Linked DNA regions of Homo sapiens: region 2 is linked to region 1. Evidence: read pairs that join two places in POLR2A ChIA-PET (ENCODE). Cell type or tissue: HepG2. All regions are shown on one strand. Each heading gives the region's core, and the rest is flanking DNA. Links, peaks and the distances in the headings are about the cores only. Region 1 overlaps LINC03033 (long intergenic non-protein coding RNA 3033). Region 2 overlaps LINC01303 (long intergenic non-protein coding RNA 1303).

What was found. ChIA-PET counts read pairs that join two places held together with the same protein. Peaks named below come from ENCODE experiments on the same cell type or tissue, not always from the same donor. Only the 100,000 strongest peaks of a DNase experiment are listed, where the experiment ranks them.
Region 2: POLR2A ChIA-PET joins it to region 1 with 5 read pairs; 9 of 35 experiments call an interaction of 5 or more read pairs at or near these places.

The regions. Positions count from the first base shown.
Region 1 is chr14:61,605,395-61,610,776 of GRCh38, reverse strand. The region is part of intron 1 of LINC03033 (long intergenic non-protein coding RNA 3033); the gene reads right to left. Among named protein-coding and RNA genes, the nearest start is that of LINC01303, 37 kb to the right of the region's middle. RefSeq lists enhancers at 842-1,453, 1,902-2,651, 2,652-3,402. In HepG2, for the core only: a CTCF peak has its summit at 2,947; DNase peaks (open chromatin) are centred at 1,056, 1,796 and 2,416; H3K4me3 peaks cover 1,821 bases.
Region 2 is chr14:61,551,486-61,556,867 of GRCh38, reverse strand. LINC01303 (long intergenic non-protein coding RNA 1303) reads left to right here. Exons shown (of 5, transcript NR_110416.1): 5 at 316-596. Among named protein-coding and RNA genes, the nearest start is that of PRKCH-AS2, 8.7 kb to the right of the region's middle. RefSeq lists enhancers at 3,995-4,044, 3,939-4,448, 4,449-4,959. In HepG2, for the core only: no CTCF peak of the experiment used is centred there; DNase peaks (open chromatin) are centred at 147, 2,917 and 3,747.

The sequences.
Region 1 (5,382 bases), core at 251-5,250:
CCAGATTCAAAATTCCAGGTGGAATTCTGTCAATAGGAGCCCTCTCTGAGAGAATGAATCACTTGAACCTGGGAGACGGAGGCTGCAGTGAGCCAAGATCATACCACGACACCCCAGCCTGGGCAACAGAGTGAGACTCTGTCTCAAAACAAAAACAGAAACAAAACAAAGAGATCTATTAAACATCGGATCCGTTAAACATCATGTGGCCTGGTGGGCCACATTTAGGTCACCTGCAGGTGCTCTAGCTGTTCCTGCTTCCCAAGTAGTAGGCACAGCTGGGAGTAGGGTAAGGCATAAAATGGAAAGAGGCACTCACTCTCACGGACTTCTGTTTTTAAACAATGAACAATTTTTATAAAGAATAAATTTCAATTTTAAAGATATTCAAATTCAGTAAATATTTCATATATGAACTTAAAATTTACACACAACCAACAAAAATGTGACACCATGCAGTTTGCAATCTGTTTCATTGTTTTAAATTTTAGATACAAATTAAAAACTCCTTATGGTCAAATAGGATGGAAATAATTCACATTTTGTTTCTTCGTCTAGAAGAAGCAACAGTCCAGCTGTTAAAGCGTAGGCCATAGCATTGCTATGTTATTATTGCTTATTTCGAAACTGTTTACATGCAGGAATGTGTAGCATCCCACAGGCTGGAAATAAAAAATGTGCTGAAGGGAGCTTGGATGAATCCCACCTGTCTCAAACTTACTTTGCAAAGGAATGTCTGTGACGGGGTCCACCTATGTCAGCGGCAACAGCAACTTTAGTAATTGTTTAGAGCTTGCAAGGAAGAGTGTTTTATCAGTGACACTGTTTAAAAATTGTCAGCATTTGATGATAATAAGCAGCAGACTGACTTGGAGTCAGTTTTATTATTGTCTTTAAATTCTCACCCCATTACTGCCTGCACTTGCTCTCTCTCACCTCCCTGCCCATTATACACCACTGTGGGTGGACCATTACAGGGGAAGCTGGTGATACACATTAACTCCAGGAACACTGTACTGGAGACACAGCAGAGGGAAGGACACGTGGTATTATCTATCCAAAAGATCAACAAAGATGAAAACAGACAGCTTCCTACTAGGGAAGTCTTAGTGTGGCTCATTGTTATGCCAATGCCCTGTGTTCAGGATCCAGCAGGAAGGTTGTGAGCCCAGGGCCCTGTGGCCCAGTTAATTGTCCGCGGCTCAGCCCTGGCCAGCTGCCTCGGAAATGAATGCCTTTGGCCATACTGGCAAGACAGACAGGAGAGTCATCAGTTTAGATCACATTCATTGCTCTTGTGAGAAAGACAAGAAAAAATACACAGTCTGCCCATGATGTGTCCTCATCTCGTGAAAGATAGGACACTACTGAGTAAAATCAGATTCCCATCCGAAAAGCACATCTTCCGCTAATTAGGCACATTAGCTTTGTGCAAGGTCGGGTGTAAAATAACTTTCATTTCACTCGTTTCAGAAGACAGGGCAGATGAGGGCAAGAGGATATGCCCCACATAACAAGAGCTATTGTTCGGTTTTTCAGGAAGCCATGGCCTGAACAAGGCATTGGGGTTTTCACAGCTGGACTCACCCCAAAAAGATGATTTTATAAATAGTGTTTTTGTTTTTTACCTTTTCAACTTCATTAGAAAATACAAGGTTTACCTAACCCTAACCCCCAGACGAATAGACATAATGAATTCCCAGACATATAGACTTGGCAGTGACTGCTTCACCCCTGAATGGTTGCTTTGCACTAAGCACTTCTGACACTAATGTTCATGCTTAAGCAAACACATTACTAGGAGAGAAGAATAGCTCTGTCAGCCTGCCCAGGCCACTCAGCACAATGGGAGCTGCAGCTGCCCTGGATCTCATTAAAACAGGGGCAGGGAGAACGGTCCTGTAGACGCACATGGGGATTCTCAGATTCACAGACCTTTGCTTACACATCACACACCATCAGCATCAAACAGCTGACTTCAAGAAGTTCCTAAGAAAGAAAGCTTTACTGGTTATTAATAAGCCTGAAATATTTGTGTCTCTGGATTCTCTGCCAGTCTTCTTTTTCTCTTTGGTTCTTTTCTCTTTACATGACAATACTCACATTTGCAAAATGAGGTGTGTTAGAGAATCAGATGATTTCTAGAGAGAGCTATGTTTGGGACCATTTCTTAATCTTTTCCACCTTTGGAGTGTCTGTGTTCACGTTAGCATTTCTGTCTGGAGTTATGAATTATGCTGTCAAAAGGAGTTTCAAACTGGGTTTGTTACCTGGATACCCACAAATATGCACGGTCTGTTTGTATAAATCTGAAAAACCTTCCTTGTCCTTAGGAAACCAGGCCATTCTGCACATTAGGAAGGGGACAGTGAATCCAGGCTTCCGTTAGTTCTCTGGGCCAGTTGGGGAACAGTGCCTGGATAAATAACAGTAGGAGTCCAGAGTCCGTTCTTGACTGGGGTGGCTGTAATCCATTCACAGGGAGGGAGACGTCTCTGGCTGGAGATGCAGGGCTGAGCATGCCATCAGACACCCCTAAAGGCAAGCTTAAGACCACATCCCATCTGCCTACAATCATAGCAGTCACTATCCCCTCCACATGGTACACAATATGCCTCAGAACAGTCCAGCTCTTAAAGCACAGGCCAGAGGCAGGGACCAAAGGAGGCAAGAGCAATGAAGACACTGGAGGGATGACGGGGTTCTGTGGCTCGACTCCTGGACCATCTGCACCCAGAGTCCACCAGATCTGCCAGGAGAAGGCTCAGCAGTGCTTCTCTCATCGGAACAGACTCAAGCATTGGCATCTGACAATGTCCCCCATATGTCATTCTCACTCTTTTCATAGCCCACCTCCCCCCAACCCACAGCCCAACCTGGAGAAGCCCACTGTGAGTCTGGATGGTCACATCAAGCTTAGGACCCCTGGTGGCACTACGCACAGCAGCATCCTCATGAAGAAAAAGCCCCCCAGTGGCTTCCTGTCTCTCCAGACACGCTCCCCAGACGGCAGTTGTCAGTTTCCATCACCCAAACCCCTTCAGGCCAGGCCCACTAAGATTGGCTCACAAAAAAAGGGAGGGGAGAGAGGCAGCTGCTGCTGACAGGGCCAGCTGCTTCAGAGTCATTTCCTTGCTGCCGGTGCTGGGCAGATGTTCTACTGCCATTTCCCTTGCTACTAACTTCTGATCACTCTCCTGGTAGCTTGATTTTACCTAGTTGAAGGTGTCTCCAAGTGCAGCCTGTGGTCCACTTATAGGAGAATCACCTGGGATGCATGTTTAAAGTGCAGGTTCAGAATCTCTGTGTGTGGGACCCTCAAATTTGTTCTTTTAACAGATACCTCAGATGATTCTCATGCACATAAACATTTCAGAGACACTGAAGTTCTGTGACCACTGGCTCTATGTATTTACATTTTATTTAATTTGGACCTCAGGAGAATAGAGTAAATTACTCACTTCACGTACCACGGCCATCATCAATATGCTTTGGTGACCCGTCCACGCTGCTATATGTAAATCTCCTTTCCCGCTTCTGGCTTGAATAGTGGCCCATCTTGTATTTGTTTATGTTTAACTAAACCATTGCTTTATTAACAAACATCAGTCCTTGTTTACATACATACATACACACACACACACACACACACACACACGCACCATGATGGACAGCTTTACATGTATTCTTATGATCTGCACATCAGTGTTTTCTTGGGCACATACTCAGGGCCAAGAATGCATCCTTGATTTCTCTAGGGACTCCTAGATTGCTCTGCAGGATGGCTGCATTTATTTCCACCCCTCTAGCAGTGTCTTTGTTATACTTGATTTTATCCGACTTTCTCTAAAGTGATCTCTCATTGATGTTTTAATTTGTATTTCTCTGATTGCTAGTAATGTTTAGCATCTTTGTATACACTTATTGGCCATTAAGAGGTTTCCTCTTGTATATTTTGCCTGTTTTCCCTTTTTATTACTGTTTCGCAGGATTTCCTAGATCTACATTCTTTGGTTTGGGATGTCAGTAACATCTTCTTCCAGTTTACCTGTTGACTTTGTCTGTAGTATTTGTTGGAATAAATCTTTAATTTTGTTTTGTAGACAAATCCGTATTTTTTTCTCCTCCTTATGGTTTGTACTTTCGGGTTTTTCTTTAGAAATGCCTCCACTCAAAAGTCACAGAGATATTCACGCATATTATTTCCTATCACTATAAACTGTTATATTAAACGTTTGGGCATTTAATCCATTGGGGTTTCTTTTTAAATTGTCTGAGGTGGGGCTGAATGGAGGCAATTTTCCCATCACCATGTACTACTTAATCTATTGCTTCTGTAGTGATTTGTGATGCCCCCTCTATCATATAACATGTTCTCCTCTATAGCTGGGTCTAATTCTGGGTTCTGTATTCTGTTCTCCTGGTCAACTTGACTTTTTTCCCCTTTTCTTAATCATGGCTTTGTGATGTGCCTTAATATCTAGCAAGGCAAATTTCCTTTTTGCCTACACTTAAAAAATTAGCTGTCTGTGGATATTTATTCTTCATATGAATTTTAAAATTGTTTTTCAAAGTCCTAAAAACTTGGGGTGGGCATTTTACTTGAATTGCATTGGATCTACAGCTTCAGTTTGGGAAGAACTGATATTCTTAAAATGTTAAATTGTTCCACACAATCAGCATATCACTCCATTTATTCAAGTCTTTGCTTATATCTATTATTGGAATTAAAATTTTCTCCAAAAAGTCTTGTGCATTATTGTCAGATTATTTCCTAGATTTAAATTTTTCCTTTCCCATCTTTTTCTGGATCTATCTATTGATGACTATTTGCTTGGACCTTTCCTCCGCCCCAGTCTTGTTTTCCCTTGAGTTCTGATACCCTCTTGGGTTCTCTTTGCTTTCCTGGCTTCAGCCCTCACTACTCTGTCTCTACAGTTCTGCCTCCTCATCCCATTCCCTTGATCTGCAACTGCCTGGTCACTAGGTGTGACCATTTAGATCTTCATTGTTCGGAGTGCTTCAGAGATGTCACCTAAAGCCATATCTGACATGTAGCCTGGGACGTTAATGAGGCTTACGTCTGAGCATAGACTATAACTTAAATGGAAGTAAAAACAGAACTAATGATCTGTGGCCCAGCTTTAGGTCATAAAATGCATGCAAAATTGGATTTGTTCCAAAGGGTATCAGAAAAAAATGGCTCCTGGCAATATAAAGCTCAAATAATAGTAGCATAGATGATAAAGGCATGCATGATGTCACATAACAAGAAAGCTGGGGTATAGTTCCAGGGTTGGTACAGGAGCTCAATGAGATCATTTTGGCATTTCTTCAGGTCTTTCCCTTATGGTTGCAAGTTGGCTACTGTAGCTCCAAACA
Region 2 (5,382 bases), core at 131-5,130, 54 kb after region 1:
TTTTTCCAGCAACCACAATATGCCTGAAATATAATAGATGCTCAATAAATATTAGTTTAGTGAATGTCTGACTCTCTAAACTCATGTGCTTTTCTATATCACAGTCTTCTGGGAGGGCATGAATAGCTTGAAAACAAAGTAGCCCTTTGTCCCACTGTTTAATTTTTGTGTTTAGTCATAATGTTGACGGTATGAAATCTCAAATAGGATTAAGACTTGAAATTTGTCTGTTAATCCAAGGGGAGCAGGGGTTACGCAAGGTGGCAGAACCACTATTCCAGACTGACACTAACCTATTAATCCCCACATTTTCAGTACCATTGTGTCTTGAATCCAGCTTGGCCATAAGGAAATGGGGCGAGACTTTGTCATGTATGTCGCTGAAGTTCAGCTATGCAAAAATGTTCACCTATCCTTGATCAACCAGTCCAGGAACCATCAAAGAAGAAAATGAGATTCGACTTAGAAGACCTGTTCTTTATAAACCCCTGCACAGCCCTAATGATCAACACCACTTCCAGTGCTCATAAATTACTGCTTCAATAATTGTTCTGCAATTCTGCCTATTCTCATTGAATGCTTCGTATAATCCCTTTATTTACTTTGGGCTACGATTCATTTTTATCAGTGAGTATTGTACTTGTTTCATCTCAAAAATCATTCTCCTTGAGAAAAAAAAAAAGAACAGAGTTGAGGAATCCTGCTTTCTCTTTCATCCACAAATGCTCTATTGTCAGAAGGGGGCTTATATTTCTTGTGAACTTCTTGTGCTGATTTTAACTTTGTAAAGTTTTCCTGTTTTCCACGTATGAATGAGCATGAGAACTATGAAAGGCAATCAGGTATAAGATATTGTCAAGTATGTGACTTGAGGGACAAGTGATCTATGTGAGCCTGAAGGGAATCCTGGGATTGAGAGAGCATGCAGAGAAGGCACATAGGTGTGCTAGGGCATGCAGGTTGTACAGAGATGGACAGGGAGAAAATTCGAGTGACAGAGGTTTTCTATATGGTGGGAGTAGTGTGGGTTGGCGTCTATCAGGGGAGACCAACTGACCATATCCCTCTGTTCACTTTTAGCCATGAGTACAAGGCTACAAGAACTCGAGAGGTCATCTAAGTTATTTCTGGCTCTTTCAGGTCAAATGACTACTAGACTATCCTGGTTTCTAATTTGAAATGTATCCAAAGAAGATTCCTGTCTCACCCTCTGCAATCCACTTGCATGTCTGACCACACTCGGTGCCTACACAATCTTCACTTTGTCTAGCCTAAATTCTTCTAACTGTGGCCTAAGGCCTTGGAAGAATGATGCCTCTGTGGGGTAAGAACTGCCTTCGTGGCATAAGAAAGGCAGACCTGGGTGATCTGGAAGGGCTGTTGCAAGGGGATAGGAGTGCTGAGGCCTTTTCCATTAAGAATACACAGGACTATGGAGACTCTTGTTTTACTAGAAACTTCTTCACAGATACCTTAAATTAGGAAGAAAATGCCTTTGGTTCTTGGTTCTACTATTGGCTTCAAATTCTTAGGCATGCCAGACCCTACTGAACATCTTGACACATGTCCTTTCTTCTCTGAACTGGCGCACAGGCATGGTGAGTAACTGGGGGTGCCCGGCAGGTACTGATGCTGGGTGTGGTCCCTGTGTTATTCAGTCAGAAGTGAATAAAATGTACCTTTGTGTTAGATCTGGAAGGACAAAATAATTCCTGAGACTGGTAAGAAAAGCCATTTGGGAAAATTGTGGATATTTCTTGGCCTCAAAGGAGAGCAGCAGAATATCAAACTTAAGGCTGAACCTGTATGTCAGTTGGGGCAGGATGGACTCAAAACATCCTAGGAAAAGAATAAGGTCTCCTGAGGAGGTTCTGCAGCCAGTTAGAAAAGTGAAATCCCTCCAAATTGGAGTGGCATGGCATCGGCATCCAAAGGGATGGGCATCATGGAGAGCACGAGTGTCCCTCTCTGTCCATTTTCAGATGGACATCACAAGCAACCTTCCCTTAGCCCTCTGTGGGAGAGCTGACGATAATAATAGCCAACATCGATTGAGCATTTCTGTGTCCCAGCCCTGTGGCAAACGCTTGACAATGTATCACAGTTAATCCCTGCAGTATTAACAGAAGGCAGGCAGGCGCTATGCTCACTCCCATTTCACAAATGAGAAAGTTGAAATTGGAGAAAGAACTAGCTTTTCTCAAGAACATTCAGTAAGTGTGGATTCAGCCCCCAGGGCTGCCCACTACTCTTACCAGCCAGGGCTCTTACCCATGTGACATCTTGCCCCCTAGACTGCACGGGCAGCATAGGGTAGGGTGGCTCACCTAGGCACTCAGTGCTGCTGACACAGGGTGATGCCAAAGACGCAGAAACACATGGGAAAGGTGACTGCCATTTCTGGGCTCTAAAAGAGCCTATAAAATAAATATGCAAATCAAAATTTTATGCCATCTTGATGGTTGGAAAACTGGCTATATAACAGTTTGGCTCTAAGAATCAAGTGGTGCAGGGAGAGAGAGTGCAGAACCGACGTACTCGGTAGGGGAGTAAAGAGCCAGGAAGCAGGAGGAGGGAAAGAACAGTTGGCAGGGCAGTGGAGGTGAAGAGGTGGGGACGGGATAAAGCCCAGGGTAGCTCCCTTAGCTTTGGTTACAATTCAACAAAGGAACAAAAGGAGACTACAAAGCTCCCTTTACAGCTGCACTCTGGCCAGCTTTGGCCAACTTGCAACTCAATTCAGAGGAACATCTCAGCAAAGGGCTCATTTTCATCACAAACATCTACTACAGTTGTACTGGAGTCTTATCCTTGGATGATGTAAAATGAGAAGTTACAGGGCCCAGTGTGACCCTGAGCCGGGGGCAATCACTGTGGGCTGTCTAGTCATTTTAAGTCAACATTGCTAGATTAAGCAACCAGGATGACCAAACCTGGGAATAATGAACAGCTTTATCATGTTGGCATGTGAAATGGTCAAATCCGTGGCTGGAATATTTTCAAGGCAATGTGTACCCAATTAAGATCCGGGGTGTGGTGGCTCATGCCTGTAATTCCAGCACTTTGGGAGGCCGAGGCGGGCAGATCATCTGAGGTCAGGATTCAATTAAGATCAATAAATGACAAATGGGATGCTTTTATTTTTGCTTTGCTTTTTTTTGTTTTGTTTTGAGACAGGGTCTCCCTCTGTCGCCCAGGCTGGAGTGCAGTGGCGTGATCTCAGCTCATTGCAGCCTCCACCTCCAGGGTTGAAACTATTCTCCTGCCTCAGCCTCCTGAGTAGCTGGGATTACAGGCGCCCACCACCACGCCCGGCTAACTTTTGTAATTTTTTAGTAGAGACGGGGTTTCACCATGTTGGCCAGGCTGGTCTTGAGCTCCTGATCTCAAGTTATCCACCTACCTCGGCCTCCCAAAGTACTGAGATTACAGGCGTGAGCCACCGTGCCTGGTCTATTTTTGCTCTTTTCTTTGCTAACATGTTACACCAGCTCAGCTTCATAGCTGTAAACATGCAGCTGCCAAGGTAGGTTCCAGGCTGCGCACCTTCTTCCTGACGCTGCTGCATGAGCTGGCGGGGTGGGTGATGAAGAGTTACTAAAACATGAAGTGGCTCCTCTACGAGGGGAGAAAGGGCTGGAAACTCCACCAAGGCTCAGAAGTTACCCCAGGGGTTCAGATGGGGCTCACGGGATTCAGAGAGAACCAGACTACTTCCTCTTCCCCTATTCAGGGAGGTTGAAGTCCTGATTGCATCACCCTGGCCTGCCCCAGTTCCAAGAACTGGGGTTAGCAGCTCCAGCCCCTTGATATGCAAATCATGCAGTCCCACTGCTGATAAATTGTTCTACCCAGGGGAGGGCTAATACTGTCCTGCCCAGCTGGCAGTTTATCTTGGTGCTTCCTGCCAACCCCACAAAGGTGGAAAAATAGAATTCGCTTTCATAGAAGAACCTCACTGAACTGAGCTAAAAGTAGGGACTCTGGAGTTAAACTGCTTGATCCAAATCCTAACCCCACTGCTTTAGTTGTGTGAATTTAGACAAGTGACTTAATCTCTTGTACTTCACTTTCCCCCATCTGTACAATGAAACTGAGAGTACCCACCTCATGGGGGGTATTGAATAAGTAAATACACTTAAAGTATTTAGAACAGGGCTTCACATGTAATAAACATGCAACATGTTAGCCATTAAGTGAAAGCAACTTTGGCAGTCAAAGGCTGACCCACATCCCAAAGCAAAGGCTTGAAGTTATTGTCCTTTCAAACACTCAAGGCCATGTGTCTAATTCAGTTAGGTCACCGTGGAATAGCTTGGGAGAGCAGGAGCAAATGGGTGTGGGATGAGGACTGGCTGGGAAGGACAGTGGGATGATAAGGCCTGACGATGTCTTAAGATGGACCTGAGGGAGTGAAAGGTCCCAATGTGACCTCGTCTTGACCTCCATGCTGCCCACTGTGCTGAGGGAACCCAGCAGCCCCAGTGGACTCTGGCCCAGTTGCCTGAATGGCTCGCTACCTGCTCTGTGCCAGCCTTCTTCAGGAAGTGTGGGCAAGACAGCCTTGTGATCCCTTGGAAGGGGATGCCAGGTCTAGCAGAACTGAAGAAAGATGTGAAGTAGAATTGTAACCAGGAATTGAAGACTCATTTGAGCTTTAGGTAAATATCCTGTGTATCTTCTCTCTTCTCAGATATAAACATTAGCTATTGAATAACCTGATAGGCATGGAATAAATAGCCTCAAAAGAATGGACTCAACCCAAACTGGGGAACCCAGGTAGTGGGCTTGAGAAGCAATTGTGAAGAAGGAAGCTGCTGAGTGATCACAGACTTACCAAAGACAGTGTTTTGGCTCTGCGTGGCTATGATAATGAGTTTTGTGAATGAAACAGGAGGCATGCTTTATTTTTCGTGGTTGTTTACCAGAGTGGAGTGAACCATAACAAAAAGTTAATCAATCCCACAGAGCAATAGAAGACCCAAAGTGGAGGAGCTATGAAGGCCAAAAAAGTCCCAAAGTCAGAATGATCCTTCCCTTTCCCAGACTACAGCATCAAAGATTTAGACCCTAGAGCTGGATCTACTCTTTACCAAGCCTGAACCCTTTGGGAAACCAATGAACTCAACTTCTCTGAGCCTCTCTTGCCATTTGTAGTATGTACTGCAGTACTCACACTATCATCAGTGGGAATAGTGGGCACGTCATGAAGATCTAGTGGCATGATGTGGGTGAGAGTGATGACTATGAGTGGTAAGTGCTACACAAATGGAAAGGGAAGTTCCTAGCTACTCTATTCATTCAAAAGTAAGTGTTCGCATTGGAATGCAAAAAAAAGAACCTATGACAGAGAAGAGACTGTCAGTACTAGCCAGCTACTCC